Regions from separate parts of the Homo sapiens genome. Here region 2 is linked to region 1. Evidence: chromatin contacts called from ENCODE Hi-C or POLR2A ChIA-PET data. All regions are on one chromosome and are shown on one strand. The core of a region is the stretch at or near the end of the contact, and the rest is flanking DNA. Distances in the headings are between cores, read along the strand shown. Region 1 has its middle 13 kb from the start of SPACDR. Region 2 overlaps ZAN (zonadhesin).

Region 1 (4,538 bases), core at 881-3,380:
GCTGAGGCAGGAGAATCGCTTGAACCTGGGAGGCAGAGGTTGCAATGAGCCGAGATCACGCCACTGCACTCCAGCCTGGGCAACAAGAGCGAAACTCCTTCTCAAACAACTAAAAACAAAACAAAACAAACAAATAAATAAATATTAAAATTAAATAAAATATAGCCTAGGCTCAAAGCAGAGCCCTGAGAATCAGGGCCCAGTCCCTTCCCCACAAGTTACTACCACAGACACACCTTGCCAGTCCTTCAACCTGAGAAAAACCTCGAAATGCCCCACACTTTTTCTACTGGCCCCCAGGCTGAGGAAAGGCCAGGGCACAGGGAGTGTTTTGTAGAGATGAGGTCTGGCTATGTAGCCCAGGCTGGCTTCAAACTCCTGGGCTCAAGCGATCCTGCCACCTTGGACTCCCAAAGTGCTAGGATTACAGGTTTATTCCAAAAGTGCTAGGATTTCAGGTTATCCTGAAAACAAAGGGACGACAAGGGGTGGAGGCTGGGTTAGTTCTGGGCTAGAGGGATAGAGTGGCTGCAGGTGGAACCCGGGGGGCCGGGCAGGATGCGAACTTGGTGGGGAAGGAGGGTTTCCACACCAGTGTGTCCTGGCCAAGAATCGGATGAGGCAGGATTTGTTTTGTTGAATTTTGTTTTGTTTTGAGACAAGGTCTTGCTCTGTTAACCAGGCTGGAGTGCAGTGATGCAATCACAGCTCACTGCAGCCTCTAACTCCTGGACTCAAGCAATTCTCCCACCTCAGCCTCCCAAGTAGCTGGGACTTTTAGGTGCATGGCACTATGGCCAGTTAATTTAATTATTATTTATTTTTTCTTTTCTTTTCTTTTCTTTTTTTTTTTTTTTGAGACGGAGTCTCATTCTGTTGCCCAGGCGGAGTGCAGTGGCGCAATCTCGGCTCACTGTAACCTTTGCCTCCCGGTTTCAAGCGATTCTCCTGCCTCAGCCTCCTTAGTAGCTGCGATTACAGGCGCCCACTACCATGCCCGGCTGATTTTTGTATTTTTAGTAGAGACAGGGTTTCACCATGTTGGCCAGGTTGGTCAGGAACTCCTGATCTCAGGTGATCCACCCTCCTCCGCCTCCCAAAGTGCTGGGATTACCGGCGTGAGCTACCGCACCCGGCCTAAAATTATTTTTTTTAGAAATAGGGTCTCATGGTTGGGCGCAGTGGCTCACGCCTGTAACCCCAGCACTTTGGGAGGCCAAAGCAGGTGGATTATTTAAGGTCAGGAGTTCCAGACCAGCCTGGCCAACATGGTGAAACCCCATCTCTCTACTAAAAATACAAAAAAATGAGCTGGGCGTGGTGGCACATGCCTGTAATCTCAGCTACTCGGGAGGCTGAGGCACGACAATCGCTTGAACCTGGGAGGTGGAGGTTGCAATGAGCCGAGATCGCGCCACCGCATTCCATCCTGGGCGACAGAGCAAGACTCCGTCTCAAAAAAAAAAAAAAAAGCGACAGATGGGGTCTCACTATATTGCCCAGGCTGGTCTTGAACTCCTGGGCTCAAGCAGTTCTCCCTACCTTGGCCTCCCGAAATGTCAGGATTACAGACATGAGCCATCATGCGCAGTGGAGAAGCTGTTTTCACTAGAAACTAACCGTCCCGTGGAAGCAGTGTCACCAGTGCCCATTTTATGCTCTGGAGACCCTTTAGTGTTTAAGAATCCATCCGCTAATGTCGGCTCCCCCATCGGCTAATGTCGTAGGGGTGCTGGGAGGAGCGGCAGAGCCCGCGGTCAGGGTCTCCGGGGGCTCACATAGGGAGGTCTCTCTGTTCCCGGCTATGGCCTAGAGCCCCTCTAGCAGTTCCTCCACCACCCCCATTAGGCCGTAGGGGCTTCCCCAGCCAGAGGCCAAGGGCGACGCGACCTTAACGCCGGTCCGCGCACCGCGGCGCCACCTGGAGGTCAGGACCAAGACGAGACAGGCTGTTCAAGTCCCCCAGCTTCGCCGCGGCCGCCACGCCCGACCACCCGGCCCCCGCTGGCGTCCCTAGCTGGCCCCCTACAGGTCTTACCCGCGCTTGTTGCCCCCAGACCCAGGCTTCTCCCCACCTGCACCCACCAGACTGGGAAGGTGGCCAGACTAGACCGAGGGCTGAGGCGGGAGAGACTCCGCCCCCGAGGCCCCGCCCCCTTCTGACAGCAGACGAGGCTGACGTCACTGGATTGGGCAGGTGTCCAGGTGTCCTCTCTCCAGCTGCATCTCCCCTCCTCCACCCAAGGGGAGTCCTCAGTCCCCCAGGCCAGAGTCTCCAATACCCCAAGGTGCCTTCTGTGATCTCCCCGCAGTGCAGCCTCCGGGGCACCCCCCACCCCAATAAAACTCATCTCCGGTTAAAATATCGATTCCAGCGGGCGTGGTGGCTCATGCCTGTAATCCCAACACTTTGGGAGGCCGAAGTGGTCAGATCACCCGAGGTCAAGAGTTCGAGACCAGCCTGGCCAACATGGTGAAACCCCGTCTCTACTAAAAATATAAAAATTAGCCGGGCGTGGTGGTGCACGCCTGTAATCCCAGCTACTCTGGAGGCTGAGGCAGGAGAATCGCTTGAACCCGGGAGGCGGAGGTTGCAGTGAGCCGAGATTGTGCCACTGCACTCCAGCTTGGGCAACAGAGTGAGACCCCATCTCAAAAAAAAAAAAAAAAAAAGGATTCCCAGACCCCACCTCAGTTTCTGACTTTGAGGCCAAAAATCTGGTTTTTGTTTTGTTTTGTCTTGTCTGGTTTGAGACAGGCTCTCGCTCTGTTGCCCAGGCTGGAGTGCAGCGGCATCATCATGGTTCACTGCAGCCTCAAACTCCTGGGCTCAAGCCATCCTCCACCTCAGCCTCCCGAGCAGCTGGGACCACAGGCACATACCACCACCACCAGCAGCTACTTTTCTTTTTTGTCTGTTTGTTTTGTAGAGATGGGGTCTGGCTATGTAGCCCAGGCTGGCCTCAAACTCCTGGGCTCAAGTGATCCTGCCACCTTGGACTCCCAAAGTGCTAAGATTACAGGCATGAGCCACCACACCCAGTTGGAATCTGTGGGTTTTTTTTTTTTTTTCAGACGGAGTCTTGCTCTGCTGCCCAGGCTGGAGTGCAGTGGCTTGATCTCGGCTCACTGCAACCTCTGCCTCCCAGGTTCAAGCGATTCTCCTGCCTCAGCCTCCCAGATAGGTGAGATTACAGGCACCTGCCATCATGCCCAGCTAATTTTTATATTTTTGTAGAGACAGGGTTTCACCATGTTGACCAGGCTGGTCTTGAACTCCTGACCTCAGGTGATCCACCCGCCTTGGCCTCCCAAAGTGCTGAGATTACAGGCGTGAGCCACCGTTCATGGCCTGGAATCTGTGTTTTTTTTTTCTTATTTTATTTTTTGTTTTTGTTTTATTTTTTTGAGACAGAGTCTCGCCCTGTCACCGGGCTGGAGTGCAGTGGTGCAATCTCCACTCACTACAACCTCTACCTCCCGGGTTCAAGCAATTCTCCTGCCTCAGCCTCCCAAGTAGCTGGGACTACAGGTGAGTGCCGCCACGCCTGGCTAATTTTTCGTATTTTTAGTAGAGACGGGGTTTCACTGCGTTAGCCAGAATGGTCTCCATCTCCTGACCTCGTGATCCACCTGCCTCAGCCTCCCAAAGTGCTGGGATTACAGGTGTGAGCCACCATGCCCGGCCTGGAATCTGTGTTTTTAACAAGCTCTCAGGAGATTGTGATATGTCCTAAGCTTCAGAATCCCAACAGTCTACATTCCCATGCAGTGTGGCAGTGATTCCCAAACTTCAGCAGGCGTGTTCAAACAGATTGCTGGCCCCCATCCTAGGGTTTTTGATTCAGTAGGTCTGCGGTGCAGGGCCTGGAGTTTGAATTTCTACTACTCTCTGGGGAATGCGATGCTCTGGTCCAGGACCACACTCTAATAACTATTTCATTTATTTTCCTTTTTTTTTTTTCTTGAGACAGAGCCTTGCTTTTGAGACAGAGATTCAGACAGGTTAATTCACTTGCTGAAGGTCACACAGCCAGGAAAGGCAGAATTTGAACCTGGTCTTTGTGAGCCCAAAGGCTGGGCTGGTTCTGTCTCCGGCAACTGCTAGTTAGCACCTCCCAGGAACTTACCTTGTTTCTGCAGGTTAACTCAACACTCCCTGAAGCCTGAGGAAGTTTGTTATTTTTATTTTTATTTTTTGAAGACAGAGTCTGATTCTATCGCCCAGGCTGGAGTTCAGTGGCGTGATCTCAGCTCACTGCAACCTCTGCCTCCCAGGTTCAAGCAATTCTCCTGTCTCAGCCTCCCGAGTAGCTGGGATGACAGGTGCGCGCCACCATGCCCAGCTAATTTTTTTTTCTTTTTTTGAGATGGAGTCTCACTCTGTCACCCAGACCAGAGTGCAGTGGCAAGATCTCAGCTCACTGCAAGCTCCGCCTCCCAGGTTGACACCATTCTCCTGCCTCAGCCTTCCAAGTAGCTAGGGCTACAGGTGCCGGCTACCACGCCCAGCTAATTTTTTGTATTTTTAGTAGAGA
Region 2 (4,538 bases), core at 1,324-3,823, 290 kb after region 1:
GTGGGGAGAGGGAGACGGAGACGGAGACGAGGGAGAGGGAGGGGGAGGGGGACGGGGACGATCTGACTTATTTTTTAAGGATTTTTTTTGTGTTGAGAATCCACTGAGGAGAACAGGCAAGGGTCGATGCAGAGAGGCTGTTTAGGAGGCTTTTGCAAAAATCCAGGCGACACTCTTTCTTTTTCTTTCTTTTTTTTTTTTTGAGACAGAATCTTGCTGTTGCCAGGCTGGAGTGCAATGGCACGATCTCAGCTCACTGCAACCTCTGCCTTCCGGGTTCAAGCGATTCTCCTGCCTCAGCCTCCCGAGTAGCTGGGATTACAGGTGTGCGTCACCATGCCCAGTTAATTTTTTGTATTTTTAGTAGAGATGGGGTTTCACCATGTTGGTCAGGGTGGTCTCGATCTTCTGACCTCGTGATCCACCCACTTGGCCTCCCAAAATGCTGGGATTACAAGCGTAAGCCACCATGCCTGGCTGATATTCTTTCTTTCTATGCACCCAAGTCTATCCCTAGCTTCTTTCCACCACCTCCCTGTGCACTCAGCTGAGCTTCTTTCTCTTTCTACTGTTGACTTCTTCCTTTTCTCTCTCACACAACATTCACTTTCTCTCTTAATCTTCTCACACAGCCCACATTTCAACCCCTCACTGAGCCAAGCACTGTAGGTCAAGCATAGAGGGTTCTGCTCCCTAATTTCCTGAGTTTATAATTCTTATTTTTGAATTTAAAAAAATGTTTTTAAAAACTAGGCCAGGTGCAGTAGCTCATGCCTGTAATCCCAGCACTTTGGGAGGCCGAGGTGGGCAGATCACTTGAGGCCACGAGTTCAAGACCAGCCTGGAACATATAGTGAGATCTTGTCTCTACAAAAAATACAAAAATTAGCCCAGTGTGGTGGCACACACCTGTAGTCCCAGATACTCGGGAGGCTGACGTGGGAGGACTGATTGAGCCTGGGAGGTGGAGGTGGCAGTGAGCTGTGATCGCACTACTGCACTCCAGCCTGGGCGACAGAGTGAGATTGTGTCTCAAAATAAATAAATAAATAAAAATAGAGATGGGGTCTTGCTACATTGCCCAGGCTGGTCTCAAACTCTGGGCCTCAAGCCATCTTCCTGCTTCGGCCTCCCAAAGTGCTTGAAGTACAGGTGTGAGCTGCCACGCCCAGCCTATATCTCTTTGTTCTTCTTTTCCCTTAATACTTATCCTTTCTCAATCCATTTCCTCCCTTCCACTTTACCATTTCCACACTTTATTTTATTTTCTTTATTTGTAAAGATGGGGTCTTGCTATGTTGCCCAGGCTGGTCTCGGACTCCTGGCCTCAAGTGATCCTCCTGCCTCTGCCGTATTTTCTTTTCTGTTTTTCCCCATCTTTTCCTCTCTCCACTCCATCAGTGTCCACTTGGACTCCTGCACTCCTGTCTCTGATCTTTCCTGCTGCCTAAACTTTGTTTTCTAGAAGGGCCCTGGCCAGGCGTGGTGGCTCATGCCTGTAATCCCAGCACTTTGGGAGGCGGAGGCAGGTGGATCACCAGAGGTCAGGAGTCCGAGACCAGCCTGGCCAACATAGCGAAACCCGTCTCTACTAAAAATACAAAAAATTAGCTGGGCTTGGTGGTGTGCACCTGTAATCCCAACACTCGGGAGGCTGAGGCAGGAGAATTGTTTGAACCTGGGAGGCGGAGGTTGCAGTGAGCCGAGATAGCGCCACTGCACTCCAGCCTGGGCAACAGAGTGAGACTCCATCTCAATAAAAATAAATAAATAAATACGTACATAAATAAATAAGGCCTTAAGAAGCCCTGGCCCCACCTTCACTGAAAGCCGACCAGCCCTCTCTGCAACCCCTCAGCATTTAGCACCGTGTACCGCGCCCAGCAGCTTCAGTAAATGCTGGTTGGCTTTTTATTTTTCCTTTCTTTCCCTTTCCTTTTCCATCTTGCTCGCTTCCTTATATTTTCTTCACCTTTCACTTCTTTTTCTCCCATTTCTCCTCTTCTGTTTCTCATAGGTCTCCTTGGTTTTTTTTTTGTTGTTGTTGTTTGTTTGTTTTTTGAGACAGTCTCGCTCTGTCGCCCAGGCTGGAGTGCGGTGACGCGATCTCAGCTCACTGCAACCTCCGCCTCCCGGGTTTAAGCGATTCTCCTGCCTCAGCCTCCCGAGTAGCTGGGATTACAGATGCCCGCCACCACGCCCGGCTAATTTTTGTACTTTTAGTAGAGACGGGATTTCGCCATGTTGGCCAAGCTGGTCTAGAACCCCTGACCTCAGGTGATCCGCCCGCCTCGGTCTCCCAAAGTGCTGGGATTACAGGCGTGAGCCACCGCGCCAGCCCGTGTCCTTGATTTCTCTTTCATCATTTTCCCACTTCCTTTCCTTTCCCTTCCCTCTTCCTTCCCGGTTGTTTCCTTTCTTCTCCTTCCTCCCGCCCATTCCCGCCATTCCAGCCTCTTCGCCGCCGCTCAGGATCCCACCTTCGGCAGGAGTGAGCGCGCGCCAGGCAAGACTCCCTTGGACTCGGGCGTGAGCACGCACGCGAGCGCGCTCCCCACGAGTGGCAGCCGCTTACATTTTCTTTTTCGCTACCAGTTGCGTCACCTAGCGAGGTCCACGCTGATTGGCTGTCTGAGCTGGGGGCCGAGGTGGTGTTGGGTGAGAGGGGGTTTGCCTCTTGCTCCTCTGTGTCAGAGCCGCTGTATCTCTCGCCAGTTTGCGTGAATAGGTTATGTCCAGCGGGTAAAGAAAAGGAAGAGGCAATCGGGTGTAGTGGCTCAAGCCTGTAATCCCAGCACTTTGGGAGGCCAAGGCGGGAGGATTGCTTGAGGCCAGGAGTTCAAGACCAGCCTGGGCAACATCGTGAGACCGCCCATCTCTTAAAAAAAAAAAAATTAGCTGGGCGGACTCCAGGTCCGCACCTGGAGTCCCAGCTACTCAGGAGGCTGTGGCAAAAGGATTGCTTGAGCCTAGGAGTTTGAGACCTGTGCCACTGCACTTTAGCCTGGGCAACAGAACCATACCTTGTCTCAAAAAAGAAAAAGGAAAAAAGAAAAGGAACAGGCTATGACTCTAGTGGACCTTAAGAGTTAGCACCCAGGCCAGATGTGATGGCTCATGTCTGTAATCCCAGCACTTTGGGAAGCCAAGGTGCGTGGATCATTTGAACCTAGGAGTTCAAGACCAGCCTGGGCAATGTGGTGAAACCCTATCTTTTCAAAAAAAAATGCAAAAATTAGCAGGGCGTGGTGGCGCACACCTGTAGTCCCAGCTACTTAAGGAGGCTGAGGCGGGAGGATCACCTGAGCCCGGGGAGGTTGAGTCTGCAGTGAACCATGAGAGCCATGATTGCGCCACTGCACTCCAGACTGGGCGACAGAGTGAGACTGTCTCAAAAACAAAAACAAAACAACAACAACAAAGAGTTAGCACCCAAAGGTCAAAGTTCTAGTTGCTGCTTTGGAGAAGGTGTCCGCCGCTTCCCATGGCAGCGCCGGGTCCTTACCCAGCCCAAGCATTTCTAGGAAAAGTTGAAGACCTCAGTCAGTTGGGATAGGACCACCTCAGTGCTGCCTGATTCTAGGCTGCTGTTGGGGATCCCCAGAGACAAGTCCACAGCCTCCTCAGGGCCCTATCTCTGCTGCCATCTTCCCTCAATTCCATCCACCCCAGTTCCCTGGCCTTTTGCTTCACAGGTGGCTGCTACATGCTCCTGGACCCCAAGAATGCAAGACCTGGGCAGAAAGCTGTCCTCCTGAGCCCCGTGAGCCTGTCCTCTGGCTGTCTGAGCTTTTCCTTCCACTACATCCTCCGGGGCCAGTCTCCTGGTGCAGCCCTCCACATTTATGCTTCAGTCTTGGGTTAGAGCGGAGAATTAATGGGATTTACACTGATCTGGGCGCATCTCCCAGGGTTGGCTTGATGGGGAAACATGGGGCATCCCTCAGGGTCTAGGGAGGTCTGGAATATGTGCGAGACTATTCCATGAAGTGGAAATCATGGCTGGGAGGGCACTTTGGGAGGCCGAGGCAGGCGGATCACGAGGTCAGGAGATCGAGACCATCCTGGCTAACATGGTGAAACCCCGTCCATACTAAAAATACAAAAATTAGCTGCCTGTAGTCCCAGCTACACGGGAGGCTGAGGCAGGAGAATCGCTTGAACCCGGGAGGCGGAGGTTGCAGTGAGCCGAGATCGCGCCACTGCACTCCGGCCTGGTGACAGAGCAAGACTCCCTCTCAAATAAAAAAGAAAGTTGTGCTGGCCTGGCACAGTGGCTTATGCTTGTAATCCTAGCACGTTGGGAGGGTGAGGCTGGTGGATCACCTGAGGTCAGGAGTTCGAGACCAGCCTGGCCAACATAGAGAAACCTTGTCTCTACTAAAAATACAAAAATTAGCCAGGTGTGGTGGCACACGCCTGTAATCTCAGCTACTCAAGAGGCTGAGGCAGGAGAATCGCTTGAACCTGGGAGACAGAAGTTGCAGTGAGCCAAGATAGTGCCACTGCACTCCAGCCTGGGCAACAGAGCAATACTC

What was found. A loop is a pair of places that touch in the nucleus more often than their neighbours do. ChIA-PET counts read pairs that join two places held with the same protein, here RNA polymerase II (POLR2A). Pooled maps may share reads with other maps.
Region 2: a loop to region 1 is called in a pooled map, with 2.6 times the contacts of the local background. The contact joins two enhancer-like sites. A Hi-C loop is called at or near these places in 1 of 50 pooled maps. POLR2A ChIA-PET finds 5 or more read pairs at or near these places in 4 of 52 experiments (AG04449, OCI-LY7, activated T-cell and 1 more).

Annotation. Positions count from the first base shown.
Region 1 is chr7:100,448,706-100,453,243 of GRCh38, forward strand. No RefSeq gene overlaps it. Among named protein-coding and RNA genes, the nearest start is that of SPACDR, 13 kb to the right of the region's middle. RefSeq lists a silencer at 2,085-2,184. Within about 2 kb of position 2,131, at least 35 of the 41 ENCODE cell types and tissues checked have a DNase peak (open chromatin) inside an H3K27ac peak, as active enhancers do.
Region 2 is chr7:100,742,843-100,747,380 of GRCh38, forward strand. ZAN (zonadhesin) reads left to right here. Exons shown (of 48, transcript NM_003386.3): 8 at 3,696-3,860. Among named protein-coding and RNA genes, the nearest start is that of ZAN, 12 kb to the left of the region's middle. RefSeq lists an enhancer at 2,434-2,483. Within about 2 kb of position 2,574, at least 2 of the 41 ENCODE cell types and tissues checked have a DNase peak (open chromatin) inside an H3K27ac peak, as active enhancers do.